Regions from separate parts of the Mus musculus genome. Here region 1 is linked to region 2. Evidence: chromatin loops called from intact Hi-C (ENCODE). Cell type or tissue: left cerebral cortex. All regions are shown on one strand. Each heading gives the region's core, and the rest is flanking DNA. Links, peaks and the distances in the headings are about the cores only.

Evidence for each region. Hi-C counts contacts between places; a loop is a spot of excess contacts. Peaks named below come from ENCODE experiments on the same cell type or tissue, not always from the same donor. Only the 100,000 strongest peaks of a DNase experiment are listed, where the experiment ranks them.
Region 1: it touches region 2 in a loop (2.0-fold over the local background); 5 of 42 quality-filtered maps call a loop at or near these places.

What each region holds. Positions count from the first base shown.
Region 1 is chr9:40,241,655-40,257,926 of GRCm38, forward strand. No RefSeq gene overlaps it. Among named protein-coding and RNA genes, the nearest start is that of Scn3b, 19 kb to the right of the region's middle. In left cerebral cortex, for the core only: a CTCF peak has its summit at 6,180 (motif pointing left); DNase peaks (open chromatin) are centred at 4,113, 4,343 and 4,827; H3K27ac peaks cover 666 bases.
Region 2 is chr9:40,382,636-40,398,907 of GRCm38, forward strand. The region is part of intron 2 of Gramd1b (GRAM domain containing 1B); the gene reads right to left. Among named protein-coding and RNA genes, the nearest start is that of Gm51668, 26 kb to the right of the region's middle. In left cerebral cortex, for the core only: CTCF peaks have their summits at 8,388 (motif pointing left), 9,383 (motif pointing left) and 9,943; DNase peaks (open chromatin) are centred at 6,715, 8,086, 8,464, 9,872 and 1 more place; H3K4me3 peaks cover 2,216 bases; H3K27ac peaks cover 3,431 bases.

The DNA of each region.
Region 1 (16,272 bases), core at 2,856-10,855, 140 kb before region 2:
TGCTGAGGGAGCACGGCTTCCCCTCCCACCCAGAAGGGAGAGCGGCACTGCCTGTTCCCACACACCCTCCCTTAGCAGGCTCGAGCACATTAATCATAGTCTTCCTCGCCGTGTACATTAGCACAGCTTTCCCACGTCCGGAAAAATGTTCCATATTTATGCCCTCATTTAAGCCTCACTGTTCACTTGGGCGTTCATCGGGGAAGGTAGAGTTTTAAAGCTTAAAAAAAAGAAAGAAAGAAAAGAAACGCGGAGGTGTCGTGAAGCTTGTGGCTAAACGGTTGATTTCGAGTTGTGAGGGTATAATAATCAACCCTGAACTAGCATTTGTACTCTGTGCTTTCCTATCCAGCCATGTTGGCGCCCAGGTCACAGGATCTTTTGCAATATGAAAGTGCAGGGGAGAGATCTTCGGAGAGAAACGCTAACAGCCAAATCCAGCCTCACGGAAGCAGCCTTGCTTCCCAAGGAGCTGGGCTGAAGGCAGAGCACCAGCTCTTTCTTTGGTGGTCTGTTGTGTGTCTTAAGAAATGCAAGAAAATATCAAATTTCACCCCAGCTGGTTTGACACTTTCAGGTAATTCCTGTCCTAACCATACATGGATCCTGGATTAATGAGAGTATATTTTTATCTCTCAACCTTTGAGCTGAAGCTAAGAGAGCTGCTGTTCTTTGCCTGCTGGATGAGGTTGCCATGGAAACTCTTTCAGGAGAAAAAGCACCTCCCCCTTATAATGTGACAACAAGCAGGAACTAAAACGGACCATCCACTCTAAGATGAGAATGGGGGTGTGGTACACAGACCAAACAAAGCATTACCCCTCCCTCCCCTCCTTCAAGATTCCCTGTAACCCACAATTATGAAGTGTTCCCCCAAACAGATTCATGTCCAAATACACAACAGTAATGCTCTTTTGACTCCCAAAATCCTGATCTTTACTGATACTTTCTTGGGCATGGCCTGGAAGGCCAGGTATAGCTAAGGGCACCAGTTGCGTGTATTGTGTCTGAGCTGGCTTCATGTGACCAACATGTGCATTTCTTGTCCAATGACAGCACACTGCAGGCTTAAAAGGAACCCAGCTGTCGGGCGTGGTGGCGCACACCTTTAATCCCAGCACTCGGGAGGCAGAGGCAGGCGGATTTCTGAGTTCGAGGCCAGCCTGGTCTACAGAGTGAGTTCCAGGACAGCCAGGGCTATACAGGGAAACCCTGTCTCGAAAAAAAAAAAAAGGAACCCAGCTAAGAACATTTCACACACAGATACATAAAGTCAGACAGGCAGAGAAACACATAAATAAATAAATAAATAAATAAATAAATAAATAAATAAATAAATCCTGCAGATTAAAGCTTTGTGGGGGGGGGGGGGCAGCTCACTTTTGAGATACTTTTTTCTCTTCAGGATTCAGTATCTGATTTGGAATATATTGTCTTTTCAATATTCCTGGGCTGAATGCATCTTTGAATACAAAGAGAGATGATAACTCAGATTTACAACTGAGACTAGAACACAGGTCTCTTATAACTTACACAATCCCTGCAATGTTTGCATCATTAGGACTGTGAAGGATTTAAAGCATACATGCTACCCTCACTAGGGTGTATCCCTAGTAACGAAGATGATCGTTTTTAATCATTTACTTGTGCTTTTCAAGGGTAGGAATGAGGTCAAGTCTTGCCATGTAGCCCAGGCTGTCCTCAGACTTGCAATTCTCCTCCCTCTGCCTTCTGAGTGTTGGCCATAGGTGGGCACCATCGCGCCCGAATGAGGGCAGATTGTCATACACACTGCTTTGCCATTAGAGCCAAGAAGAGTGCCTGGCATACTGCACATGCTCCATAGGTGTCTGATGATTGATTTATTAACTCAATGAATGTTTGAAACGGATGGATCAAAGAATCATGTGTAAAACAGTGACAAGCTGTCAGAAGACATCAGCCCAGGAAATGGTAGTCACTAGCCCAAGAATACAAACAGTATCAATGAGAGGGAAAAGCTAGAAATTCAGCTCTAGATCTTATGCTGAGCTGCAATGTCACCTACTTCCGAATTCCCAGTACCATGGAAAATGCTGCACTTGATTTGTGGTCATAGCCTTTCCACTTATCGCTGAGGATCATTTTCTGTCATCTTATTATATAAGGTGCTTTTACCCTGGGGGAATTCCATTTTTCTGTGAATGTTTTTGTCATCTCTAACCACATCTGATGTTTTTGCGATCAAGTATAGCTACAAAGGAGGACTTAGGATCTTTACATAGGGTCAGTACCCTCTTGGTTTCCTTCCTCCCTTCCATCTTTTTTCTCGTTTTCCTCCATTCTCCCTCCCATCCTCCCCCCTCCCCCTTTCTCTCTCTTCAGTCCACAGCTGTCTTCTCTATACCTGGATAAGACCCTTCCCATAAACCCTGAATAACTTGCCTACAAAAGCTTACTGCATAGTTACAAGTCTCAGGAAGAGCCTGGATGTTTGAGGAAGAATACAGTATTCAAGGATGGAAGACAACACTAGTTTTTGTTGTTTGGCTTTTGTTTTTGTTGGTTTCACTGGTAGATTTTAGATCACCCTTGTAGATATCGGTATTCTGCAGAGTATGTGCTGTTTGGTTTTATGTCAACTTGACACAAGCTAAAGTCATTTGAGAAGAGAAAAACCTCAATTGAGAAAAACATACCCACCAGATTGGCCTGTGAGGCATTTTCTTGATTGTGGACTGATTTAGGAAAAACTTATATACAGTTTTCAGATATAGGAATGAAACAGAGTAAGCAAATAGCTATCATGCAATCATGAAGTCCCAGAGACCTAATCAAGCAAGGTTGCACTAAGGCAGCACAGGATAGCTCAAGTGCAGCTCAGACCAAGAGCTCAGTGACCTTGGGACTGATAACCACAGCCCTTCAAGCTGGGAAGTAGGGTTGAGTTCTCAGGATCTGGAGAACAGAAGCTTCCCCAAGACCCTGGCCCCAAGCCTTTCTAAACATGTGCCTGGTTTAGGCAAGGAACTAAGTTCTTTCTCCATACCTCAAAAAGAAAGTCCCTGATCAGCCTGGGCCTCACCTATCCTGATTTCTATGAAGAGCTACAGGCAATTAATGGATGCTAAAAAAGGAGAATCAGCCTCCTCCAGGAACAAGCCTCCTGATAGGTTATCCAACCTCAAATGGCTAACCCTAAAACACACACGGACACACACAACACACAGACACACACACACACACACACACAAACTTCTAACAATAATAAGAAGTCGTGAGTTTAACAAGGGACATGAGAGGAGTTGGAAGGGAGAGGATCAAGTGAGAAAGATGTAAACATAGTACTAACATACAGAATTCTCAAAAATGAATACACTAAACATTTCCTTCAGCAAAGAATTCATTGATTAAGACAGAGCTGAGAGTGTCGCTGAGCAAGAGTGCATGTTCAACATATATGAAGCCTTGAGTTTAATTCTCATGACTGCGGGGGGGGGGGGGACACAATGGAGCAGGGAGAAAGAGGAGGATGGAAAGAAAGGAAAAAGGGAAGAGAAAACAGAGGAGGCAGGGAAGTCACTCAAATGGTGTCACATGGAGTTGGGCTCTGGGGTAAATGTGATGACCCAAAAGGCACAGAGTTCCTGTATTAGACTGAAGGTTTAATACACAGATCCAATATACCAGTGATAGAAAGTGTCCATTTGTTTATGGTGATTATCACTTTGTATACAGAATGTCTCAAATCCATGAAATGAGCTAACTTGGCAGATACTGTGAAGTATGAAACCTGTGGGGTCAGAAGGAAGAGTTCAAGAATCAAGAGTAAAGAAGGCAGCTGGCACAGGAAGTCAATACGCTAGCATAGGAGGTCAAAACTTGCAGGGAATTCTGGAAAAACACTTTGTCCAGATGGAAGCAGAACCACAGAAGAGACTCGTAAAGGAGTTAGACGAAGCGGTCCACCGGCTACTGCAGCGGGCTGCTGCTGTTCAACAGAGCCAGTAGTCTAAAAATAAACTGGAAGCAGGTCAGTCAGAGGTGAGAAAGACCAGCTGAGACCACGGGGGAACCTTCCTTTCCATCTACATGGCATTTCTGTGATGCTTTTCTTAGGGCAAGGGCTGTTCCTTCACGTGATCGCCTGCATTTGATGCAAGTTCTTTTGCACAAACCTAATTCCCACCCAGGGTAGGGAATGCTGGAAAATAGAGTTCCCAGACTAAACACCATCTTAAATATCTTGTAGCTGTGAGCAGGAGAAAGCAAGAATTATTACATTCAAACCCACATAAGAGCCTGGAGCTACACAGAGAACCAACCATGAGACCAGCTCAGAGACAAGGAACTAAATAAAACATGACATGTCAGCTGTACTGTGATCAGCTGTGGCCTGTAGTGCTGCTATTGAGAGATGTGTAAAACTAGGAACTGAGCCATCCCTTTCCATTATACTTTCACAGATTCATAGTCATTCTGTTTCCTTATACATTATTTTAGATACATATTCATCAAGAAATAAAGAAGAACGAAAAGTACTGACTCAGCTGATTCCCCTACAAACCTTCTCCCAGGGGATACTAAAATTAATTCCATCAATCTTGTTCAGCTATGAAATTCCATGGTTGTTCTACTGTAAAATCATTTAATATTAAAACGTTTTCTAGATATAATTTTTTAAAGTGTCTCAGCTTTGCCTTTCCGAGTTGATTTTAGTAGATGTTCCTAAAATGATAGCATCGGTAGATGACATGACCACTGACCCCATTTTTGCAAGCTTGCAAGGCTGCAGACATTGCATTATGCAGTGCGCATCCCTAGAAGGCCTGGAGCAAAGCCAGGTAAACAGCAAGAGCTCCATGGATGCCTTGTTTCCTCAGTAAATCCTGGGTATTCTTCACGGCTGCAGACAGCTCAACACAAATCCTTTTATAACTTCTTTATTTTTCCACTCTCACGCTACCAAAATCTACTCAGAGACCAACACAGTGTTCTCAGACTATTTCCTAGTTCAGGCTTCTTCATTCAATTCCCCATATATTTAGTGACTGCAAAATATACTTTATATACTATTCTAGGCATCATATGAAATATGAAAAACCAGCAGTTGTTCCTTAACTTGTAGAGCTTGCCGTCATGGAGGCAGTAGACTGCATGTCGTTATACACAGAGACAGTTGCGCCGTTACAAATGATAATCTATGCCAAGAATGCAAAGCCAGGGTGCAACGTGGAAGAATGAGTCTCTGTCTCCATGCAGTGGTGAAAGATCATCTCTTTGGAATGACAGTTAAGCATGAGCATGAAAGATCAGAAAGAGCTAATCCTATACAGAGGAAAAAATAGCTCTCACAGAGAGCAACGAGACTAGAGCCCAATGAGCAGGAGAGGCTTGGTGTAAGTTGAACCTGGGGAGGTTGGCAGTATTCAGACACTGTGAGGTGCTTTGGGTCTCCCCACCCAAGCAACTCCTGTAACAAGTTCGAGTACCCATAACTTATTGATAGAGAGTGGTGTAAAAAAAGCCAATGAAGGGTGTATTGAGCAAGTTACCTCTGGGAAACTTGCATCTCATTCTCCATGGAAACTCTGGGACATAGTACAAATAGAACCGACACTCAGGAGGCTAGGAAGCTGGGCTCCTCATGAATAAATCCCTATGCTCTAAGTAATCCTCCGGAACTTCCAGACCACTCCGTGCAAGATCAACACACTCATGGACAGAAAAACGCAGTCAGGGGCTCTGCGGATCATTCGGTCTGTAACGAGCTTGCCTTGTAAAGCAGGATGGCCTGAGTGTGATACTCAGAATTCACAGCCCCCCAAAAAATGACCATTATGTCTCAGGGATATAGAGACAGGCAAAGCTGTGACCTGCTGGCAGCCAGTCCATCCTACTTAGCAAGTCACAGGCCGTCGAGAGACCTTATTTAAAAAATAAAATAAGCCGGGCAGTGGTGGCCCACGCCTTTAATCCCAGCACTTGGGAGGCAGAGGCAGGTGGATTTCTGAGTCCGAGGCCAGCTTGGTCTACAAAGTAAGTTCCAGGACAGCCAGGGCTACACAGAGAAACCCTGTCTCAAACCTCCCCACCTCCACCCCCAAATAAAATAAAATAAAATAAAATAAAATAAAATAAAATAAAAAAATAGGAAGACTGACGCCCTCTGCTGGTCCTTTCAGGCACTCAAATACATTTAGCATGCATTCATACAGATACACATGAATACCCATTTAAAAAAATAATAAAAAACCTTTTTAAGAGATAAAGTGTCTTAGGGTTTTATTGCTGTGAAGAGATGGCATGACAGCATCAACTTTTGTAAAAGAAGACATTTAATTGGGGCTTGTTTACAGTTTTGAGGTTTAACCCATCATCAGCATGGCAGGAAGCATAGTGTGCAAGCAGACATGGTGCTGGAGAAAGAGCTGAGAGTTCTATATCTTGATCTGAAGGCAGCAGAAGGAGACTGTAAATCACACTGGGCATGGCTTGAGCATATATGAGATCTCAAAGCCCGCCACACAGTGACATACTTCCTCCAACAAGTCTACACCTACTCCAAAAGGTTTGAAAAGGTATGGACCATGCACATGACTCTATTGGGGGCCATACCTTTTCAAACCACCACACACCCTTCAACTGTGATCTGAAAAAAGCTCTTTCTTCTTTAAGTTTGTTGTCATATATTTTTCACAGAAATGAGAAAATTAATTAATATGCTCTCTCTCCCTCCTCAGCTCTTTGACCTTATCACAGTTACACAAATGCAGCTGCTCCTTGGAGAGCTGAGGTTTAGGTATACAGCATCTTAAGAGTGCAATCTTACAGGCTGCAAAGGGCTTGGGTGCATCTTAGTTTTCTCTGACATCAATGTATTTTTCCCTCTAATTTCATGCTCTCTTTGTATGGAAAACAGTATACGTGTTTTTCTTTTTAATTTTAAAAAAAGAGGAAAAATATAAAAGTTCCTTGAACCTTTTGCCATAGGATCTTAGCTTCATGCACTCAAGACAGGTTAAGCTGAACTTTTGAAAGTGCTCTCAGAGTCAAATGCTTTTATATTGTATCTGAGCTAAAAACTTGCTTATAGTCTACCATCCATTTCTTCTTGCTTTGAGATATATATATATATATGGTTGGTGATTAACTGTTCCTGTCTCTGAATGTAATAGTTACCTGCCAATCTTGACTCTTTCATATACCAGATGCTAGAATGAATTACCTCCCTTTTATGTCAGTTAACAAAGGCAATGCCCAGGTCAGGGTCAAGATGGCATCATGGATGAGATGTACTGGAGAATATGAACCCAGAGCAGGTCCAAGTCAAACATGCAGCAGGTATCCAGGTCTGATGAGGTGTTGTCAACAGCCTCCTGAGGAGCACTCACACTCAAGAATAGGGTGCTGGGGTCTTAGCACTGTGGTTATGGGTTCAAAAACAAAGGTGCCCTCCACCAGTGGCTCTGGTTCCACAGCCCAAGTATTTTTTGCTGGCTTGGACCCTTTTCTCATTGAGACAAGGCAAGTCATGTGAATTGAAAGCAGAAAGAGGAAATCTAAATAAAGCCCTCCAACTTGGCAGTTGTCATGATGCTCATCTTACCTCGCTGCATTGGAATGAGCATCAGGCTGCCTGGACAGGAAACTCCAGGAAAGCTGTTGGTGAGCTACAGGTTTCCAGGCAGCTGAGCCAGGCTGTCTAGAAGTGGAAGCCAGGGCTTATCAACAACAGGCCACTAGCAGGATAAATAGATTACATCACTTGGAATAGATTCCTAGCTGTTTTTCTACCTCCTTCCTGCCATCAAGGAAGAAGGAGAGGTAGGAGAATGGGGGAGGGGCAAAGAAGAGAGGGAGGGAGGGACAGAGGAAGGAAGAAAGGGAAGGAGAGATAACAGAAAGGAAGAAAAGAGAAGATCAAAAGCCACCCAGAAGGAGCTCTCTCTATACATGCTATAAGGCAGCCCAATTAAATGGTTTCCTTTCTAAGAGTTCCCGTGGTCATGGTGTCTCTTCACAGCAATGAAATCCTAACTAAGACTGATGAATATATGGAATGGTTTGGAGGGAGGAAAGGAAGGGGAAAATGATGTGATCATTATTTCAAGAAAGAACAAAAATAAATAAATAAAATGATCAAGGAAGGCCCATTGGCCAGCCAACCTAGCCAAAATGGTTCATTGAGAGAGTCTATCTCAAAAAGTAGGCAGAGAAGTGACTGAGGGAGACACCCAGCATCAACCTCTGTCCTCTATATGAACTTACATGGATGAGCAAGTGCACTGTGTACATAGAGTTTCTTCATGGAAGCTTCATTGTCTTTATACCAAACATTTCTTTATGCAACTGTGATACAGGGAGGTGTCTTCTTCCATCTACCATTCCACTTCACCACCACCGCCACCATCATTATCAACCACTATTTTGAAACAGAATCTCTCACTGAACCTAGAGTCGCCAATAGGCAACCATGGCTGACAAATGAGCCATTGAGATCCTCTTCCCCTTCCCCCTCCCCTCCACCCCTTCCCCTCTCCCTCCCCCTCCCCTCCCCCTCCCCTTCCCCTCCCCTTTCCCCCTTCCCCTTCCCTTTTCCCCTCCCCCTCCTCCTCTTCTTCCCACTACGGGATTAGGCATGAGTCACCAAATCCAGCTTCTTATATGGGTGTTGGGAATCTGGACTCAGGTCTTCATGATTGCACAGTAAGTGCATGACCCACTGAGCCATGTCCCTCAGCCCACTATTCTCCTTTTCTATCATCTCTGTGGAGCTGAATACCATTAGTTACCTCATAAATATAGTTACTAATGCCCTGGGTTATTCCAACACTTTGAAGTTGTGCTCCACTTTGCTTGCCCTGGTCTTCAGGGGTAGTGTCTGAGTATTGGTGATGAACCCCTGCAGCCATTTGTCTAGATCTATAGTAAACCCATTCTTTGCTGATTCTACTGATAATCATATATATATATATATATATATATATATATATATATATATATATATATATGTGTGTGTGTGTGTGTGTGTGTGTGTGTATATGTGTATATGTATGTATGTATATATATATGTGTGTGTATATGTGTATATGTATGTATGTATATATATATATATATATATATATATATATATATATATATATATATATATATATATATATATATATATATATATATATATATATATATATATATATATATATATATATACATACATACATATACCTTCATTTGCCTCTAATTAATCTCTCTTCCTACTTCCCAGAAATGTTTCTATTTTATTCTCATTCTCTTTGAGTTCTATTTTGCTCACCTCTCATGACAGATGATTTTATTAGTGGTTTCACTGATGTATTTTCTGTCATTTGAGCAACTTCAAACTCTTCTTTTCCTACCTCAGTGTATCCTTCTTCCTCCTCCTCCTCCTCCTCCTCCTCCTCCTCCTTTTAGTGTCTATTCCTTGTTGTCAACTTGACTATATCTGGAAGGAACTACAATCCAGAATTTAAAGGCTTACCTGTGATCCAGATCTTGAGGCTGGGAGATACAAATTTCTGTCCTGAATCTTGATATGGAGATCTTGAGACATAGATGCTATGAATCCCAGGAGACTAAGGCAAGGAGATCTCTGAGTTCAAGGTCAGCCTGGGACAAAACAAGTCCCAGATCCAGACATGGTGGTACATACCTTTAATCTGGGCCACACCTTCTGCTGGAGACCTACATGAAGACATTGGAAAAAGGAAGATTTGCTCTTCTTTGCCTGTATGCACTTACTTGCCAGCACATCTGTTGGAGTCTACTAGCATTATGAGACTGAGCAACTACAAGATCTTTGAACTTCCCATTCACAGTTGACCATTGTTGGGGAGTTGGACTACAGATTGTAAGTCATCCTAACAAATTCCCTTACTTTAGAGAGATTACCCATAAGTTCTGTGACTCTAGAGAGCCCTGACTAATACACCCCTCCACCTCTAAATCTTGACCTTACAAGTCAGAGTTGGTGCTCTTGACCCATGTCCCTTGCCCAGTACTGTGCTTTTCCAGCAACTCTCTCCTGGATCTTCAATTTCTCCCTCTCTGTCTTAGGGTTTTGCCCATAGAGTCGTATCTTACTTCTCCTAAAATCTCATCATCTCCTTGTCCTTCTTTAATTCTATCAGATGTTCTGAACGTAGAAAAGAGCCACTTGCACCCACGATTTAACTTCTATTGTGTTCTTACTTCCTGCTTCTCCTACATAGTTCCTCTAAGGTCATAGCTAACTTGTCTATGAATTATTCCTTGCTACAGAACTTCCTGTTGACATGGAACCTTCTCTGAACTTATTCCCTGATGCCAAACTGCTTTGATCTCCAGTCACTTTGATCAGTCTGCTACTCCTCTACCCCCACTACATTTAGACCTTCTCTAATCTTGTCTCTTTCATAAACTCTACTTCCATGACTTCACCAAGAGCAAGTTATCACCAAGAGCAGCATCAGTATCTCAAACCTAAATCATTCAAATAATACCCAAGACTTTATGCTTCTCCCCAAACCCCACTCCAGCTATCATCTTGATAAGACACATATATTATGGACTGATGTCCTCTGTGGTCAGTATTGGAAGTTTTCTGCTCCTGCACCTGCCATCATGAGAGAGACACTTCCTCCTTTACTGCACATCTTGCCCAGTGATCATATTCAATGAATGATAACCTCATGATTCTTCCAACATCAAATTTCTCCAGCTTACTGTACCCTACCCCAGCCCCCAACTTCCCACTCACTATTGCTTCTGTAATCAATTCTGTTCCTCCTATTCCAGTTTTCCTATTTCTCCAGATTCACTTTTCTAAATACACTTAATCATATCATTTTACAATCGTGTTATCCAGCAAGCACACTCCAAAATCCTTAAATGGGCATTGACTGTCAGTTAGCTTGCCAACATAGTGCATCTTTATCTCTCCCACCGTGTACACAGCATTCAAATAAATCACTCACTCTCTCCATCTCAGATCCTATTTCCATGCTGTACAAGTCTGCTTGTGCTGCTTTCCTGGAAACAGCGTTATGTTTTAGAATCACACTTCCTGTTGAAATCCTGCCTTTGTTTTAGGATCTGTCTTGGATGTAACTCTTTATGCAATTTTTTTCCTGTTTGGGGTGTAACTTTCCTGTTCTCTGGTCCTATCTATTTTCTGTTTAATCTATTTGGCTTCACAGTTATTGATGAATATTCCATCTTCTCGCTGTTGATGTCTTATTCTGGCTGTAGACTATGAATATCTTTAATTCTTTTTTATTTCAAGAATTTTATTAGGATCTACAGATTTAAACATGAAAGAAAATTATCAGTATTCAGTATTTCTTTATCCAGAGGAAAACAGTAGTTAAGTTTCTCATTTCAGTTCTCCAGGAAAAGTGAGTCTGTCTCTACTGTTGTGTGTTGTGAGGGGAGCATTACTGAAGTCTCATGTGTCTATGTGGTAGTCTGAAGGCAAATCTTTGATTCTGAGACGATACCACAGGCGACCAGTAGGTACAGTCCCCAAAACACCCAGTTATAAAGTTATTAGGCAAGAGTAGAAATGTGTGTAGTTGGAGCCGTGGGGAGGGTTGCCATCATGGTGTAGAAGGGAAAAATGGGTCTGAGGCAGGAGGAAGGAACTGACAGCTACACACCTCAGGGACTCTCAGTGGGACATCATTTGTCCATCACTGTGCCTTTGTAAAATATCAAACATAGTCACACTCTTTTACAAGGACTTTCAGAAGTGCAAATCTTGAAAAAAAGTTAAGTTATGGTCTCAAAAGACCTGAACAAATCCTGAATAGATCCCTCCCTTTGTCTCCTTTCAGTTTGGGGGACTGGTGTGTTGGGCTGGTGCTGGCCACACAGCTGTTGGGCAAATCTGGATCCACAGTGATGTCTTATTGTTTTTTCTATTGTTCTAATGAAATAGCCTGACAATAGAGGGGAAGGGTTTACTTAGCTTATGGTTCCAGGTTACAGCCTATCGTAGCAGAGAATCACAGCCGATGAAGCTTGAGAGAACTGGTTACTTTACATCCACAGTCAAGACCAAAGCTCCCAGTGAATTAATGCATGCCGGTGCTCGGTTGGCCCTATCCCTTTCGTTCGGACCAGGACCCAGACCATCAAATGGTCCTCCTACACTCAGGGTGGGTCTTTCCACCTCAGTTAGCCCAATCAGGAAAACGACTATGGTTAATGAGCCACCTCTGTCCGATAAGTGTAGCAATCTCCCTTATCAAGGAAGCTCCTCCTTACAACAAAGGGAGAGCAAACCTGAAAACTACACATATTAGACACAAGAAGAGATCGCAGGATTGTAGGGAGCCCAGACCCACTAAATACACTGATGTCACACTTCCTGCATCTATGGCTCAGGAAACATCTCTGAAGAGGGCAGAAGGATTGTAAGAGCCAGATTATTAGGACGCCTAATGTGAAACAGTCTCTCCTAGATATATGTCTGCATAAACAAGATCGAACCAACGGCAATCTCAATAGACAGATTAACAAGAAAGGGGGGCCAGATAGCCGGCCACCTTCCTGGTGAGAGCACGGGGGTCTGCCAGGCCTGAGAGGTTTGTGGCACAGGCGCCGGCGGGAGCCGTCTTGGCTCCGGGACTCCACGGAGGGCAGGCTGCACGGGTGACCGTGTGGAATACAGAGTGCCAGCCGTTTCTGGGACGGGCGAGAGTCGCAGAGCTTCTGGGCGGCGCCATCTTCAGCTCCAGACAGCCGGCCACCTTCCTGGTGAGAGCACGGGGGTCTGCCCGGCCTGAGAGGTTCGTGGCACAGGCGCCGGCGGGAGCCTTCTTGGCTCCGGGACTCCGCGGAGGGCAGGCTGCACGGGTGACCGTGTGGAATACAGAGTGCCAGCCGTTTCTGGGACTGGCGAGAGTCGCAGAGCTTCTGGGCGGCGCCATCTTCAGCTCCAGACAACCAGCCACCTTCCTGGCAAGAGCCACAGAGCTTCTGAGGCAGCGCCATCCTCAGCTCCAGACGGCCGGCCTCCTTCCGGACAAGAGCCACAGAGCTTCTCAGGCAGCGACATCTTCGACTCCAGACAACTGGCCACCTTCCTGGCCAAAGCAACACAGCTTCTGGGAAGGATCCTGTTTTGGGCCTTCACCTTCAGCCAGGAGGAGGTCCAAACACCAGATAACTGTACACCTTCCCTGAAAGAGGAGAGCTTGCCTACAGAGACTGCTCTGACCACTGAAACTCAGAGAAGAGAGCTTGTCTCCCACGCCTGCTGATAGAGGGTAACAAAATCAACAGAGGAACAATCTCTTAACAAAGACAACTATAACAACTAACTCCAGAGATTGCCAGATGGCGAAAGGTAAACGTAAGAATCCTACTAACAGAAGCCAGGACCACTCACCATCATCAGAACCCAGAACGCCCACTTCGCCCAATCCAGGACACCCTAACACACCTGAAAAGGTAGACCTGGATTTAAAAGCATATCTCATGATGATGGTAGAGGACATAAAGAAGGAATTCAATAACTCACTTAAAGAAATACAGGAGAACACTGCTAAAGAATTACAAGTCCTTAAAGAAAAACAGGAAAACACAACCAAACAGGTAGAAGTCCTTATAGAAAAACAGGAAAACACATCCAAACAGGTGATGGAAATGAACAAAACCATACTAGACCTAAAAAGGGAAGTAGACACAATAAAGAAAACCCAAAGTGAGGCGACACTGGAGATAGAAACCCTAGGAAAGAAATCTGGAACCATAGATGCCAGCATCAGCAACAGAATACAAGAGATGGAAGAGAGAATCTCAGGTGCAGAAGACTCCATAGAGAACATCGGCACAACAATCAAAGAAAATGGAAAATGCAAAAAGATCCTAACTCAAAACATCCAGGAAATCCAGGACACAATGAGAAGACCAAACCTACGGATAATAGGAGTGGATGAGAATGAAGATTTTCAACTCAAAGGACCAGCAAACATCTTCAACAAAATTATTGAAGAAAACTTCCCAAATCTAAAGAAAGAGATGCCCATGAACATACAAGAAGCCTACAGAACTCCAAATAGACTGGACCAGAAAAGAAATTCCTCCCGACACATAATAATCAGAACACCAAATGCACTAAATAAAGATAGAATACTAAAAGCAGTAAGGGAAAAAGGTCAAGTAACATATAAAGGCAAGCCTATCAGAATTACACCAGATTTTTCACCAGAGACTATGAAAGCCAGAAGAGCCTGGACAGATGTTATACAGACACTAAGAGAACACAAATGCCAGCCCAGGCTACTATACCCAGCCAAACTCTCAATTACCATAGATGGAGAAATCAAAGTATTCCACGACAAAACTAAATTCACCCATTATCTCTCCACGAATCCAGCCCTTCAAAGGATAATAACAGAAAAAAACCAATACAAGGACGGGAACCACGCCCTAGAAAAAACAAGAAGATAATCCCTCAACAAACCTAAAAGAAGACAGCCACAAGAACAGAATGCCAACATTAACAACAAAAATAACAGGAAGCAACAATTACCTTTCCTTAATATCTCTTAATATCAATGGACTCAATTCCCCAATAAAAAGACATAGACTAACAGACTGGCTACACAAACAGGACCCAACATTCTGCTGCTTACAGGAAACCCATCTCAGGGAAAAAGACAGACACTACCTCAGAGTGAAAGGCTGGAAAACAATTTTCCAAGCAAATGGTCTGAAGAAACAGGCTGGAGTAGCCATTCTAATATCGGATAAAATCGACTTCCAACCCAAAGTTATCAAAAAAGACAAGGAGGGACACTTCATACTCATCAAAGGTAAAATCCTCCAAGAGGAACTCTCAATTCTGAATATCTACGCTCCAAATGCAAGGGCAGCCACATTCATTAAAGACACTTTAGTAAAGCTCAAAGCACACATTGCACCTCACACAATAATAGTGGGAGACCTCAACACACCACTTTCATCAATGGACAGATCGTGGAAACAGAAACTAAACAGGGACACAGTGAAACTAACAGAAGTTATGAAACAAATGGACCTGACAGATATCTACAGAATATTTAATCCTAAAACAAAAGGATATACCTTCTTCTCAGCACCTCACGGGACCTTCTCCAAAATTGACCATATAATTGGTCACAAAATAGGCCTCAACAGATACAAAAATATTGAAATTGTCCCATGTATCCTATCAGACCACCATGGCCTAAGACTGATCTTCAATAACAACATTAAGAATGGAAAGCCAACATTCACGTGGAAACTGAACAACACTCTTCTCAATGATACCTTGGTCAAGGAAGGAATAAAGAAAGAAATTAAAGACTTTTTAGAGTTTAATGAAAATGAAGCCACAACGTACCCAAACCTTTGGGACACAATGAAAGCATTTCTAAGAGGGAAACTCATAGCTCTGAGTACCTCCAAGAAGAAACGGGAGAGAGCACATACTAGCAGCTTGACAACACATCTAAAAGCTCTAGAAAAAAAGGAAGCAAATTCACCCAAGAGGAGTAGACGGCAGGAAATAATCAAACTCAGGGGTGAAATCAACCAAGTGGAAACAAGAAGAACTATTCAAAGAATTAACCAAACGAGGAGTTGGTTCTTTGAGAAAATCAACAAGATAGATAAGCCCTTAGCTAGACTCACTAGAGGGCAAAGGGACAAAATCCTAATCAACAAAATCAGAAATGAAAAGGGAGACATAACAACAGATCCTGAAGAAATCCAAAACACCATCAGATCCTTCTACAAAAGCTTATACTCAACAAAACTGGAAAACCTGGACGAAATGGACAAATTTCTGGACAGATACCAGGTACCAAAGTTGAATCAGGATCAAGTTGACCTTCTAAACAGTCCCATATCCCCTAAAGAAATAGAAGCAGTTATCAATAGTCTCCCAGCCAAAAAAAGCCCAGGACCAGATGGGTTTAGTGCAGAGTTCTATCAGACCTTCAAAGAAGATCTAATTCCAGTTCTGCACAAACTATTTCACAAGATAGAAGTAGAAGGTACTCTACCCAACTCATTTTATGAAGCCACTATTACTCTGATACCTAAACCACAGAAAGATCCAACAAAGATAGAGAACTTCAGACCAATTTCTCTAATGAATATCGATGCAAAAATCCTTAATAAAATTCTCGCTAACCGAATCCAAGAACACATTAAAGAAATCATCCATCCTGACCAAGTAGGTTTTATTCCAGGTATGCAGGGATGGTTTAATATACGAAAATCCATCAATGTAATCCATTATAT
Region 2 (16,272 bases), core at 4,993-12,992:
CTGTTAATCCAGAATGCTCCTTCAGGCAACAACAGCAGGATCGGAGCCAAAACCAGACTCCAATCAACTCTAGCTTCCATCCTGCCCCCAGGAAAGGGAAAACAGGGCCGGGCTGCCAAGGGCAGGCAATACACCACTCCAGAATATTAAGTGGAGACCACATACTTAGTGTCTTATGAACCTCATGGTGACCCAGGAAAGAGTCTTAAATATTAAACAGTTAAACAGGAAAGGGTTAACTTAACATTTGTTAACGGAAGAAACCAGAGTTTGGTGATGTCCAGTTCTTTTCATAACATCACCAGCTACCACTCACTCCTGGATGAGTGGTACATCATGCCCTCTGCCTCACAGGTCCAGCATCCAGGACTCTACCAAACTTGGATACAACATTCCCAGAAAAGGCTGCCTGTTTACAGAACATGCTCAGACTTCACTCCCTCAAACAATGAAACACAACAGCCATTTACCTAATGTTTACATTGCACTAGGCACTATAAGTAGCCTAGATATGACTTAATATGAATACATGTTATATACAAGCAAGTCACTTTACACAAGAGACTTGGACCCTGGTAGATTTTAGAAGCAGGGTAGCTAACATGGGACTAGGCTCCTGAGCAAGTTCAAGAAAAGCAGTTGTGAAAGTTTAAATGAGAAGGGCCGCTCTAGGCTCATGGATTTGAACATTTGGTCCCCAGTTGGTGAGACCGTTTGGGAAGGATTAGGGGGTGTGGCCTTGTTAGAAGAGGTGTGTCATCGGGGTGGACTTTGAGCTTTTAAAACCCTACACCATTCCCAGTTAGCTCTTCTTCTCTGTCCTTTCTTTCTGCTTCATACTTGCAGATCAGAAGTAAAAGATCTCAGTTGCTGCTCCAGCACCCTGCCTGCCTGCCTGCCTGCCTGCCTGCCTGCCTGCCTGCCTGCCTCCCTGCCTGCCTGCCTGCCTCCCTGCCTGCCTGCCTGCCTGCCTGCCTGCCTGCCTGCCTGCCTCCCTGCCTGCCTGCCTGCCTCCCTGCCTGCCTCCCTGCCTCCCTGCCTGCCTGCCTGCCTCCCTGCCTGCCTGCCTGCCTGTGGCCATGTTCCCCTTCACGATGATCATAGACTTTAACCCTTTGGAAATGTAAGCAAGCTCCTAATAAACTCTTTTATTTATTAGTTGTTTTGGTCATGGTGTCTCTTCACAGAAGTAGAAAAATAACTAAGACAGTGGTCATTGGTAAAAATGGGAAAAGCTAAACGATAAAGGGATACCTAGGACCACAGGACCTCTGCCCTCTCTAGCTTAGGACCCTCCATTGCCCACAGAGATGATCAGCTACAGTCATGATGGCTGAGAACCCAGCTAAACTTCTCTTTCTTTTCCCTGCTCTTGACATACCTGGTGTTTTGTTTTGTTTGCTTTAGTTTTGGTTTTTTTTTTTAAGACAAGGAAGACATTACTCTGTAGCCCAGGCTGGTCTTGAGGTTATCTTCCTACCTCTGCTTCCTGAGTACTGAGATTAAAAGGGTAAGGGTGACACCCAGCTAGGTAGTCTCCTTCCAAAGAAATTGGCTTGATGGACACAAGAATGTCCCTGGTTCTCTCAGAGGAACTCTCAAAGAGGACGGCCTTCACACCACGCCTAAGAAGATCCATCCCACCTTCTCATCCCCTTCCAAAACCACTCCCACTTCCCGAAGGCCCACCTGTTGCCTCAAGATTGGTTTATCTGCATGCCAAACACATCCCCATGTCTTGTCTCAGAAGAACTCTTCTCCCCACAGACAGAAGGGCAGCTCCAAGAAGGCTGAAGCCTGATCATCAGACTAACCACAGAAACCCTACCCCACCACCAAAGAAAGAGACAATGGCCTCCCTTCAGCATTGTAACTATACACACAGCAGAGACACAAGTGTCGCATGCCAGAAGGAAGGACCGGGCAGGTTTCTAATGGCCCTGCTGCTCCTCTAGGCTCCAGGTGAATCACGGATAGAAGTCAGTCAGGGCCTCACAGACTCTGATTCCCTGGGGAGGGAACACCTATCCACCCACCCACAGCAGCTGCTTCTTGCTCTCCTACCCATGTGAGGAGTTCTCCTTTTTAATTAAGCTACATGAGTACTGCCATGGGGGTCAGGGGAGGTGGGAGGGCAAGAATGGCAAGAATGGCAGATGAATTGAGTGTTGCTCATTTCCACAGTCAAAGTCTCCTGGCCAAGGAGATAGCGAAAAAATCTCTTGTTGGCAAAGAAGTGGCGTATTCCTAAAACCATCCTTGAGGAGGCACGTTCTCAACTGACCCTGTTATGGAATACAATGAAGCGGGCAGGCACCTGTGGGACCCATGCCAAGGGATGCTCCCTGTGTAATTACGCATTAACAGATCTGGTACAAAGGGGCTTCCTGGGGGAAGGGAGAGGAGTGAGGACCTGGAGAAAGGGGCAGGAACTGATGAATGGACATGTAGACAGGCAGACAGACAGGAGCAGAGCCATGAGGTTAGAGAAGAGGAGACCACAGAGAAGGAAAGAAGAGGATGAGAGAGAAGGTGATAAAGGTGGGAGAGAGGGTGGGAGCAAGGGGAAGAGAGAGAGAGCTGGGATGGCGGGCAGTCCTTTTATATCCAGCCCACACCTGGCATATGATGACCTTAAATTGTTGCTAGGTCTCTGGGAGGAGCCTGATGGAACTGCCTGTAAGCTAACAGACCCCAGACTCGCCTTAGTTCCAGGTGAATATACCATGGTTTAGCAACCGGATTCTAGAATCAGACTTCAATCTAAATCCACACCTCACAGCCGTGCCCTTAAGGAAGTTTGCTTATTTCTCTAAGCCTCAGACCCATCACTTACTACTCAAAAGGGCAATGACAGCAGCAGAGGCACCAGGCAGTCAGAAGTTTATAACGTACATGAAGCAAGTGAGTGATGAACGCATTCTAACCTCCAAGGAGATTTCTACCCAGCGTCTACAGATCCACCATCATGTACTAGAAGAGTCAACTGCTCCTGCTCTACTTCTTGCACACGTCTCTACCTTTTCCAAGTTTTTCCTATTACACTATTGTTACGGACCTGTATTGCCTTAAACAATACAAGAGATCAACTATTTACAAAGCATTCCCACGGAATTAAGTATTTACCAGGAACCTAGATATCGTTGTGTCTTTTCTGTGTGTGGCATTTTTTAAGTCCATATTCAACTGAACAGACACTATACTCATGACCCAGGCTCAGTGTAACATTGAAAAGACAGGCCCAATGGCCTCATTGGACTTTAACTTTAAAAAGGATAAGACATTAACCAAATAACAGAGTTTAAAACAATAGTTCCCAGGGAGAGGCCTATCTAATCAAGATATCTCACTTCTGGCTTTCAAAGTGAACACGGTTTGTAAACATTTCGCTCACTTATCAGCTGACAAGTCATGGTGGGAGGCTCAGCTACCCTACACAGAGTCAGCTTGTGACAATTATTTCTTGATTGGTCTGGACTTTATTTGAGAGCACTGGCCCAAAAATGGTACCCAGTATTTGATGTCATCCTTTACTGAGATAGGCACTTCCTACTTGCATGGCAGGTCCAAAACTGTGCTGCTAATGTGTACTGCTGCCATCACTGCCAAGATATACATACAAGCTTCTTGGGGTAGAGCGGGCTGCACTGAATGAGTATGGATTTTGACTTACTTTCTACCTTCAGGATATTTTCTTATTTTGCACAGGATTGAGAAGGCAGCAGTGGTGTGTGTTGGGGGCTGTGAGAATCACCTAAGGGTTCTGATACTAGATACAGTCTTTCAACACCCCAAAAGACATCAGACCAGCCTACTACAAGGAATTTAATAGTTCTACTTCCTTTGTCTTGTGGTTAGCACTCATAATAAATGAACCTATAGCCTCTTATATTATGCCACTGGTCATATTTGATGACTCAGGGGCACCCAGAGGCTGGTATGAATCATGATATAGGTTTGGCTTGGTTTGGCTTGGTTTGAGACAGGGTCTGCCCTGTCATCTTCAAATTCAGAAATCCTCCTGCCTTTGCCTTCCAAGTGCTGGGATTAAAGGCATCCACCCTATATCTGGTCCCCATGATGAAGGATGTGCATGGATCCATGGTGAGCTTGGGAATAGTTAGAGCAACACAGTAAATTTCAAAAGGATCAATATATTTAATTATTTAATTTTCAACAGGACCTCCTTTTTAATTTCATGTTAAATTGTTTTTTTAAATATAAGTAGGAACAGTGGTCATTTTATGGAAGTGGTCATTTAGTATGGTTTCCCTTCTTGGATTTAAAAAAAAAAATTTGGAAATGTCTCCCTCTGGAAAAAGGGCACTGTGATTCCGAGGCTTCGTGATCAGCTACAGGTGACTTGAGAATTGAGATGGGGGTCTTCTGAAGGTCTCTGTCCTTCAATGTCATGTGGGTCACAGAGGTTACCAATGAGACGTGAATGCTTTAAGAATGCCTTGGAGATATGTTGATGACACCCAAGTTTCTATGGGCATCTACAACCACTCCCTTGACCTCAGACACAGATTTCCATTGTTCCTGGATAGCTTAACCTAGATGGCTCATGGCACTCAAATTGTCTCACTCCAGGTCTACGCCTCCTGACTCCAACCTGATGTGATACCTCAATGGAAGGCAGCATCATTATCAAGTCACTCACTGAGAGATGGAGACCTCACCTTAGATTCCTTCCCTCTCAGCTCCCATTTAATTAGACTGTAAGTCCAATCAGTCCTACGTCCAAACTATGGCTAAAGTTTCTCTTCTACCACCATTTGTTACCCATCAGTTCTCCTCTTTCTATCTGCTGCTGCACTCTCTCCAACTTGGTCTTTACCTTTAATCTACCAAACATTATTGAGTAGTAGATCTTTTCCTGTGGAAAACAAAAGATGTCAGAGCATCTGTAAACTTAAAAGCAAGCAAACAAACAAAAGCATAAAAACTCAATGGGCAATGGGAGTGCACACCTTTAATACCAGCATTCAATAGGCACAGGCAGGTGGACCTCTATGAGTTTAAGGTCAACCTGCTCTACAGAGTGAGTTCCAGGACAGCCAGGGCTGCACAGAGAAACCCTATCTCAATATACAAAAACAAATAAACAAACAAACACCATAAATCTCAGTGCTCAAGGAGTTCCTGACCTAATACAGAAAGACCAACATGTTAAAAAATAAAATAAAATAAAATAAAAATAAAAATAAAATAAAATGTGCCAGGCATGATGGTTCATGCCTTTAATCCTAGCAATGGATAAACTGAGGCAGGGAGATTATTTTGAATTTAAGGCTAGTCTGAGTTTCAGGATATCCTGGGCTAACCTATGAAACCCTGCCTCAAAAGAACAGTTTATTGATATGTAAATATAATATAAAAATCTGGAGCAAAATAAGGAAACTCTCCTGTCTGTCTACCAGGGAGTGGGAGGGTCTTGCTCCTAAGCAGGTCTGATGATAGCTTAGAGTTCTTATCCCCAGCATTTTTGACTATCTCAGTATCTTATGAGGCTCTCAGAACATTTCTATTCTGTGCTTGTATTTCTCATTTTGTCTTTGGCCTTGACTTCTTTTCTTTTTTTAAAGATTTATTTATTATTATATGTGAGTACACTGTAGCTGTCTTCAGACACTCCAGAAGAGGGAGTCAGATCTCGTTACGGATGGTTGTGAGCCACCATGTGGTTGCTGGGATTTGAACTCTGGACCTTCGGAAGAGCAGTCGGGTGCTCTTACCCACTGAGCCATCTCACCAGCCCTTGGCCTTGACTTCTACCCACTAGCTAAATCCCAAGCACGGAGACACCTGCTTGCAGTCTCCCTCTGCTGTTGAGAAGGTCTCCATGAGCAGCTGCCATCAGTGACCATCCACCCAAACCCAGCAATGTCCTTGAATCTCCAAGGCAGCTCTATGGTGTGGATGTCCTTATTGACAAAGAAACAGACCAGCAGAGGCCAAGGTAACTCACTCAAGCTCACAGAGAGAGAGGATGGGCATGCTAGAATCTGAACTCAGAATCGTGTACCTCCAGTCACAGCTATCCCATTGCCCACCGTCTCACTTTCCTGACCACCTCCTTCCCAGCCTGCCCAATCAGAAAGTACTTCTGTGTTCCCCAGGGGTAGCCATTCCTCTTCTGGCCCTCATTGCCTTGTTTTTTGTTTTGTTTAGGTTTTGGTTTTGTTTATTGTTGTTGCTGTTGTTTCAGCTTTTACAACAGGGTTTCTCTATTATGTAGGTCTGGCTGTTCTGGAATTCTCTGTATAGACCAGACCAGCCTCAAACTCACAGAGATCCACCTGCCTCTGCTTCCCCAAGTACTGAGGTTGAAAGCGTGCACCAATATGCCCAGCTGACTGTCATTATCTTGAGCTGCCATAACCTGTTTGCTTACCTGACTTCCCCCAAAGCTGGTGAGCGCCCACCCACATGGCACGTGCTATTCTTCTCTGAGCCCCCATACCTGGCTCTGCTGCCCCATCAATGGCATTTACTACACCTCCACTGAACGAAGGATTCATAAATGCTTCTAGTGTCTGTTCTCAAGAGATCAAAAACTGTCTGAATGCAAGCTATCCTTCATATACCTTCGCAGATTAAAACCTGAGATACCTCAATCTTAAACTGGAACCTTGAAGAAACAAAACGGGCAGTGTCGTGAAAATAGAATCTCAGAATCCAGACTCCCGGAAGTGAAGCCACGCCTCCAAGCCCTCCTCCAGGAAATGAATGGAATCAGATAAGGATGCTGTCATCAGGACTGACCACACCTCCTCAAAAAAGGCTATTTCTTTCTGTAGCAACATAGTTCAGTGTGTTAGGGCTGGGGGAATATGTGAAAACAGCAACTCAGAAATAAAGCAGGGCGGGCTAAGGTAAGAGGGGGCATTTACATGTATTTAGACCTGTGAATCACAATATGAATTTTTACTCAGCTATTCGCGGGCTTTTTACATTCTCATGGGTCCAGGGCATCCAGCCATAACATAGTCTCTTTGAATCTGGGCTTCGGGCTTTCTACCTGGCCTATACAACCAACCTCTTTATGAAAGCATCTTGAATCAGCTCAAGATGCCTCAGCTTCGAGTTATAAGCTTTCTGCAGAACTGATGGAAACCACAGGTGACATCGTCATCAAACCACTCTGTGTCAAGTTCTGCCTAAGAGTGCAGGAGGTTCATGGGCCTTGGACTATAAAGCCAATTCATGGCTTGGTGATTCACGAGCCAAGATGGAAGATGCCTGAGATAACTGTTCAAAGAGCTTGGATCGGAGAGGGTTAAAGAAGTCCTAGGATTGAATACTCTCAGTTCCAGCAACTTTGTGGTCCAGAACCTGAGAGCAAACGCTAACCTCAGGAATGATCCAACTGGAGTTCTGCTTCTACAGCAGTGACCGGAGATGACCTGAGACCTAGCCTAAGGTATAGAATGGCCTAAGGAGAACAGGGCTGTGTAGGCTTCCACCCCCACATGCAAATACAGACACAACATGACCACATCTCTCCGAACTCACTCCAGAACTCCCCAGTGCCCCCAAGGCCACGCCTTGCCTAGACTTTACCCTACTATCATGCCATAAAGCTGGCAGGTGGGTGACAAACCACTTACAGGTTCAAGAGCTAGATCACTGGCTCAGCATCACCCAAGTCAGGGACAGCAGCATCCCAACCAGACAGCACACTGCATACAGCAAACACTTTTGGATCCAAACACAGCCCAGATGCCTGCCCCCATAACAGCCAATGCACAGCACCCTGCGGCATCCCATATATTGGTTGGTTATTTAAGTATTCGTGAAAGTACGAAGGCAGGGACGCAGTCCTGGGTAATCTGTTCTCATTTGAGTTCTTTCCCTTGCTCTTCCTCAAGTGTGCGTCAGATCTCATCTGATGTAAACCACAGATAAATGTCATTCTCCCCTTCGTATAGGCTAAAAGGTGAAAGCTCAGAGAGGTTAAGTAACTTCCTTCCGATCACACAGCACAGAGGAATGGAAGAATCACTCAAGTCGATGATTCCAAGAGAACCTGCCCAGACAGTTCTGCTTGCATCAGCCTGGCTGATTGGGCCTCCTTTCTCACACTCTCTTCCATTCACATCACAGGGAACCCAACCTGCTCCAGAAGTCTGAGCCTCTTCGAGTCTTCCACCTCTGTGAGAATGGAGACTCGGCCATCTGGCCAAACAGCAAGGCCCCCAGTAAAGGCCAAACTACAGGTGTCTCCTTGTACACAGGACAGGGGTTGGGGAGGAGCTGTTGAGACTTGCCTCCTCCAGTTACTACCAATGGCTCAGGCTCCTTGTTTGGAAAAATACACAGAAAAGCAAAATTCTAATTGCCAGCAGCGTCCAGAATAAGAACAGTATTCAACATCGCCCTCTAGTGTGTCCAAGGCCATAGGTACAGCACCCAGCCACCTTTACTCCTCAGAGACTCAAACCGGCCAGACATTGGAGCTCCTAGGAGCTCGGGGAGGGACATCGCCTGTCACTCAGGCACCAAGGCCTCACCAGCTCCAAGGCCAATGTCGGCTGCAGGATGAGCTGTCTCCACTCCTAAGGCTGCTCAGTCCACAACCTCCCACCTAGCCGGTACACAGCAGCAAGGGAAAGAACACAGAAGTTGAGAGACAGCGTTAGGATGAGCCCATGGAGCAGGAGAATCGGGAAGAGGCAGAGGAGGAAGACAGAGAACAGGGGAGCCAAAAGCAGGTAGGATGAAGATAAACAGAAAGCTGAGCAATAGCTAAAGAAAAAGACAGAAATGGAAAGTGAGTCCAGGCAAATGCCCTCGGCGTGACCACGTTCCTATTCTCCTCCAGCCACAGGCTCAGATATGCGGATAAGAGGTGGCCGGTGTGCTGTGTAGCACAAGACACACCCTCCCATCTCCTGAGGTCATTTCCCTCTCCTGACACAGCCCTGACTGCTCCTGAGTGCTGGGCTGAGGGAGAGGAGGGGAGAAAAAGTGAACCAAAGGCGGAACTCGCAGAGCGAAACCACTTACGCACAGTGCGGCCGGCAGCATTTCCATCCTACCTTTGCCGTCGCCACGTCGGCCGGATCCATGACCCCGGCTTGGCCTGGGGAGCAGAGCACCATCCAGGGAGAAAAGGCAGAGTCACAAATGTCCACCCAGAAAGAGGACACCACCCCCTCTGGAAGGAAGGCCAGGAGAATGAGACCTGCTTCCACTCTCCAGAGGGGTCCCCTGGTACCTCCTCAGTTGGTAATGGAGGAAAACATCCGGGGGTTCCCAGCCAGTTAGGGAAGCGGGCGGTCAATATCCCCACAAATACCCATGAGGCCCAGTCAGTCCATCTCCCCTCCCCTCGTACTTGGTCTCAGAAGGGCAGTGTGGGTCTCCCCAGGCTCCCCCTGCTGGGGGGAGAGGATGCAGAGTGGATGCCCTGCCCCATCACTGCCCCATCACTGCCCCATCACTGGTAGGTACCCAGAGATGAGGACAAGGCGCACATGTGGACAGAGGCTGCTGGAAGGTGCTGAACCAGTGCTGGGTCACAAGGCAAGGCGAAGGTTTGGGTTGGAGGGGGCAGGTGTTAAGGTGCAGGCACTCAGATGGAAGCAGGGGTAGGTTCTGTGCGAGGAGGAGCTGGAGGCACCGCGCTGAGTGGCACAGCAAAGTGGAGAAGGCGAAGGGAAAGGGACTCCCCGTAAAGCCACTCACCTTGCAATAACATTCAGACTGACTGAGGCCTACACAGAAGCCAGGGGCGGGCCGTTCCCACACCCCCAACTCCACTCCCAGAGACTCACAGCCTCTGTCTAAAGGTGCATGAGAGAGCAGCAGGCAGCCAAGCTGGATCCGCAAAGGCCCCTAGCTCCGTTGGAGCAGCCTGATTGGCGGAGCAGGATGACTTCATCCAGCCCCATTCATCACTCTAGGTTTTCTGCCCGGCAGGGACAGTCAGCTCAGCTTGCAGCAACTACAGCTTCCTCTCTGGCCCTTAAAGCAGGCAGCTTGGGAGAGCCTCTATCCGTCAGAGGGCCACTGAGAGAAGGGAACTGGCCAGAGTACTCTCGGTCTCACGGAAAAGCAGAGCAGACCGCTCGCACTGCTAAGAAAGGAAAAAATAAAAAAAGCGCACTCAAAGCACCATGCCAGTATTCACTGTAAGCATCCTGTGTGCCGGAGCGGGCACCGATGGAAGACAGCAACACTCCTAAGAGAACACTCGGCAGAAGCTATAAGCTGCACTTCCCCCACAGAAAGTGAGGTGTGGCAAAACAGATCCAAGCCCTCAAGCATGCCTCATATCCTCCTCCGTGGTCATCTCCTCCCCATGAGTGAGGCCCACTTGGCCTGGTAAGGACAAGGCTTCCCTTGTGTCCAGCATTTTAAGCCCATAGAGAGTGATCAAAAAAATGGCAGCTTACAGATCCACTTTACAACTTACGGATCTAAGTCACAGAAGAAAAAAAAGAAAAAAATTAGGTCAGTGCAAGCCTGTCAGCCTCTAAAAGTCATTTCCACTCAGGCTTCTACTATATAAATCTACCAGGAAATCTGTTATCGGGCCAGGGAGATGGCTCAGTGACTACGGCCTTTGTTGCTAAACCTGAAGAACTGGGTTCAGTCCCCGGGACACACATGATGGAGCAAACTGACTTCTGATGGAGCAAGTTGTCTTCTGACTTCGACAATGAGCGCTGTGCTATGTGTGGGCAGGCACACACACACAAATAAATAAATGTCATTTTTAAGATACAATTACAACAACAACAACAACAAAACCCTATGATTCTTGGAGAAATGTCTTCAGTTCCAAACTCCTCCCTTCTTCCTGAGACCCTGCTCAAAATCCAGCCCCCAGACCATTTGTCCTTCCCCTCCCTCATTTCTCCTCATCCATATTACCTTACTCAGTTCAAGCCCAACCTCATAGCCTAACACAAAAACGTATGGCACCAGCATACACCAAAAACATCAGTAGACAAGGCAAATATGGCTGGCTGCAGACAGATCTGCTGCTTCTACCTGAAGGTGTGGTCATGCCTCCCCAATATTACCTGCACAATCAGGGAGATGGTGTCTATATGCTGGAGGAAATCTAACCCTATAAGGTCCTTGCTTAGCCCAGCCTGCTCAGGTGACAAACCTTCCTGACCCAGACTCACCATCAAGGGACACTTCTAAGTGTTCATATCCTTGCAATGGCATCCTGGCCTGCAGGTCCCTTAATGTCTTCTCTTCTGTCCCCTCCCCTGCAGGAGTCTCAGTAACACAACATGTCTGTAAGCCAGGTAACAAAGCAAGGCAATCTATGAGCCTTGAAGTCCTCTTTACTCCACACACAAGTCTCTTGGAATCCAATCTCAGCACTGCCTTTCTTTGGTCATGATTGTTTGATTCAATCACAGTGGATATAGCCCTTAAAGGATACAACTCTTTTGTTAACATTTTGAATTACTGCCACTTTTTTTCTAAACGAGAAAATGATCTTATTTTCTTCCTCAAAACATCACCACACAGACACTATACCCAGCGCGCATCAATGTACACGAGTCTGGCTTAACGACCAGAGCAATGAAACTGTCCACTCTCCGTTTTCACAGGGCTCCGGAATTTAAGTTGTGTCTCCAAATCCCATCATCTCCTTGAATACTCTATGATCCGTGACACCGAGATGATTAACCTGAGATCTGTAGCTGTGAAGTGACTTGTCTAAGGTCTCGCAGTGAGAAACTGAAAATTGAACTCAACCTTATATGATTGGATGCATATCTTCCTCCAGAAATCTATTCCCAGTTTCCCACCACTTCTCTGTATCTCCTCGGTCTCCTCCCAATTCCTGAAGACTTAGAAAATAGGAAATATCAGTTGAAACCAAGTGAGAGTCAGGGGATGTAGCTCTAGTTGGTGGAGTGCTTGCTTCCCATGCGTAAAGCCCTGGGTGCAATCCCTAGCAAATCATGAGCGGGACATGGTAATACATGCAACAACCCTAACACGTAAGAGCTGGAGACAAGAGGATCAAAACTTGAAGGTTATCCTCAGCTACATAGCAAGATCGGGGCCAGCCTGAGCTATATAACCCTGCAAATAACAACAAAGCAAATCCTAATTTAATGCCAAGAGATTGATTCATGCCTTTCATCCCAGTATTTAAGAGGCTGAGGAGATGATGGATGGATGGATGGATGGATGGATAGATAGATAGATAGATAGATAGATAGATAGATAGATAGATAGCTCAGCAGGTCAAGATTCTATCACAAAAGACCGATGAGTGAAGTTCAGTCCCCAAAAACCATCATGTAAGGAGGAAGCCAACTTCTGAAAATTATCCTCTGAGCTCCATGTGCACTGTCGCATGTGCACCAGCACTCATATATAAACATATCAAGCACATACATAGTGATAATGATATATGAAACATAATTTTTAGTTTAAAAATATACAAAATGGCAATTGATGCAATTTGCCTTTGAGATTTCTTTTTTCAAGATGGCCAATTATGAGATAAAACATTATCAAAAAATTAGGAGGGAGCTTGAGATCATCAAAAAGTTAGTGTGCACATTTAAAGAAGGGTCCTATGATGGCTAATCCTAGAACTCAAAGTTGGAGTCCAGACTGAGACGAATTCCCAGTGGAGACTGCTTTTTAGATTTAAAAAAAAGAATCAGCAATTCATTCATGTTCGCTTTAGGCAGGAAAGGAGACCAAGGTGCCTTGCCAACGCTTAATTCAACAATCCAAACTAAGATTAAGGCAAGGGAGAGATACAGGTCTTGGAGCCTGAAGATGCACTTTTCATCCCACCACAAACACCTGATACACGTGTTCTATGAGTTGAAAGTACCTGTTTTGTCTGTCTTACCTGAAATTGTGGGGAGCAGAAATGTTTCACATCTGAAAAGTATGTCAGATTTAGAGATATTTACATAGGTTTTCTCAGATGAACCGTTCTAATTCAAAATATTTTAAATGCTCCAAAATCCTCAACCAGTAATAGAATTTAGGTCGAGGAATAATAACAACAAATAATAATAACAAAACAAATTCTAATTTAATGCCAAGGAGATTGATTCATGCCTTTAATCCCAGTATTTAAGAGGCTGAGGCGATAGATAGATAGATAGATAGATAGATAGATAGATAGATAGATAGATAGATAGACAGATAGCTCACTCAGCAGGTAAAGGTTCTATCACATCTATTTCTGTAACTCTGATGAATTTTTTAATAAGTCCCATTCTATGATCATGGTTGAATCTACTGGGGGCGAGGGGGTAGGAAGAGGAGAGACCTTTCTCCTACTCAATGAGGGTACCCCCACTAGACTCCTTTACAAATCCAAGAGCATGGGGACTGTGCCACACCACAGATATCGCACTGTCCTCTTTACTCAGAAGCCTGACAAGTTCCCTCTGACTATCGTGTGGCCTTCAATCCTCTCTCTGTGCCTGGGCTGACAATCAAATGTGCAGACAGAAGGCAGAAAGCTGGTGCCTACCAAAGAGGACATTCTATTTCATCAAAATCGCACAGAGACCAATTCCTTGATAACTGGAGTCTGCCTAGTCTCTCCGATGACTCAATCCATCTACCTACTCAGTTCTTAAGGAACTATCACCAGGTAAGGAAGGTGGTATACACCTGTAATCCCTTGTGTACTCACAAGGCAGAGACAGGAGCAACTGCACACACTTTGAGCCTCGCTGATCTACATAGTGAGTTCCAGGCTAACTGGGGCTACTTGGCAAGCTCTGACTCAATAGATCAAACAACCAAAACCTGGCACACATCCCTGGAAGGTGAACTTGTGTCAGCAGTGTTGAGAGAGCATCAACAGAAGCCTAAGGCAGTTCAGGCCTTGAACCCACCAGCCTCAGACATAATGTAATTTGGTACAGAACAGACAACCTGCAATGGTTGGGGAGGTATATATTTCAGAGTACAAAGAATATTCTGAGAAAAAAAAAGAAACAAAAAAAACTATATATATATATATATATATATATAGGTCTTTTTTTTTTCAAGACAGAGTTCTCTGTATAGCCCTGGCTGTCCTAGAACTCACTTTGTAGCCCTGGCTGGCCTCGATCTCAGAAATCTGCCTGCCTCTGCCTCCCAAGTGCTAGGATTAAAAGCATGCACCACCACCGCCAGGCCAGAAAATGATATTTAAAAGGGTAGAAACAGCTGCTGCAGGGGCCATTGGATTCATACCTCTTCTACTTAGCAAAAAGGACGTGAGAGATTCCTTATGAAATAACCCTCCAGCCTATACGCTTGCTTTTGAAACTAGAGACCTGAGGCTCCCTGTTCTCCAACCCATTTCACTTCGCCTAATAAGTTAGCGAAGGGGCAAGAGAGAAACACTCCTTTACAATATTCTCTGTCTGGGGCAATTATTCATACTAATCACTCTACCTTAGGTAGCTGCTTAATCACTGCACTTAAGCACCAAGTTAAGGAGAGGAAGTGATAAAGACCCAGAAGGCTTTGAGAAGGTCAGGTTTTGACAGCCGAGTGGAAGGTGATGTGAGAAATCCAGTCTCCAACTCCCTGAGCACAGATCTGAGGCAGAACACTGCACCTGCTTCTGCTAGAAGAGCCTTCATGGCAGCAGCAGCAGCAGCAGCCGCTTGGGAGGTTGGACTACAAGGAAGCCAGTGTGGTTGTTTCAAACCCTGGTCAGAGAAACTTCCCCAGCACTGCATTCTGGGAGTTGTAGTTCTGAGCAGCAGGCATTTGGCAGCCATGTTTGCACTGCTTTCAGAGTATACAACTGCATTTTGATTTCTGTACCAAGATTATAAATCTACAATCAGATGTCTTTTCTAAAAAGGTCAAATCCCTTCTCTCTAGCTTCTGGGTGCTGTGGGAAACTGAAAAGAAGGCAATGAGACTGGGAAAGACTCACAGAACTGTAAGGAACTTGAAAAAATGAGGAGTCTTAGCTCTCTAGTAGACTCTCTGGTTATAAAAGATGGGTTCTTTGGAAGGACAAACAGGAAGAGAGCAAGGGCAGCAGGCGTTCCCTTGCAAGTGTATATCTGCATGAGTGACTTTCTCATCCTTTGCTTGTTAGCCATCAACCTTCAGCAAAGCACTGAGCATAAGGAAAGGCTGAGACTTAAATTCTAACTCAACCATTCACCTCTGTGTAACATTGGGTAAATTGCTTGGCCTGACTGTGTCCCCATTTCCTTATCTATAAGTCAGGGATGTTACAAAACTAAAGCATTTGTAAAGCCAGAAAACACTGTAAAGGGCTTGGATTCGTGTCTGGCAAAGAAATACTAAGTCAGAGTTTGTGTCTGTGTTCATTTGTTATTCAATGGTAGTCTTCCCCTTTGCCAAGCAACCCCTCACCCCAGGGTGTACATTCCAAGTCTCTCCCAGAATTCACCATAAGGGCAGGTACGCAGCAGGGAAACCCAGAGCTGTTGATGAGGCTAAACAGAGACATGAAAGCAGTGCAGCAAACAAAAGAGTCAATAGAATAAGACTAGGAGAAAGAATGTGTACCAAGGATGCTACCGGGGAACATCAATGACGCTAGACACTAAGAGAAAGCTGGACCTGGGCTCAAACAGAAGGCCACACACGGCACGGGTCTATATTCCCATCACTCAGAAGGCCGAGATGGAATGGCGTGAGTTCAAGGCCAGCCAGGAGTGTGGAGGTGGAGGCAGAAGGATAAGATATTAAAAGACATCCTTGGCTACATAGTGAGTCAGAAGCCAGCCTGGGCTACATGAGACGACACCCCCCCCCAAAAAAAAAAACCCTAACACCGTAATCTACAAGGCAATCAGAAACGTGGACCCGGTTGAGCATGAAGGGAAAAGGAGAGCAAGTGACTAAAGGCAGGGTGGGAATGACCACGGGAGGATAAGATGGAGCACCAGAGAGCTGGGGACAGAGAGATGCTGTCTTGGGAAAAGCCAGAGATGTGAGAACCACCCCTGCACAGGTCAGGTTCAAATCAGACTTGCAAAAGTGAGCTGCTCTCTGGAGAAGTGGGGGCTTAGAGTGGAAGAAGTTTAGATGAGGAAGGAACAAGGGTAGTAGGAAGGGGCACAGTAGGAGATAAGATAAAATGATTGGTTTTAGGACACCCCCTGCCCGCCATCTTCCTGTTTGCTGTAAATGGTTAGTGGTTCCTGGGCTATGTACCAGGCAGATATTAAGAAAACAGAAGCTGTATGCCTAGGCTAGCTAGGCACAGTTCTATTAAATTAATTCATGTTTAGAACAGGGTCACTGGAGGCTGAGATGTTCTGTTCCTCT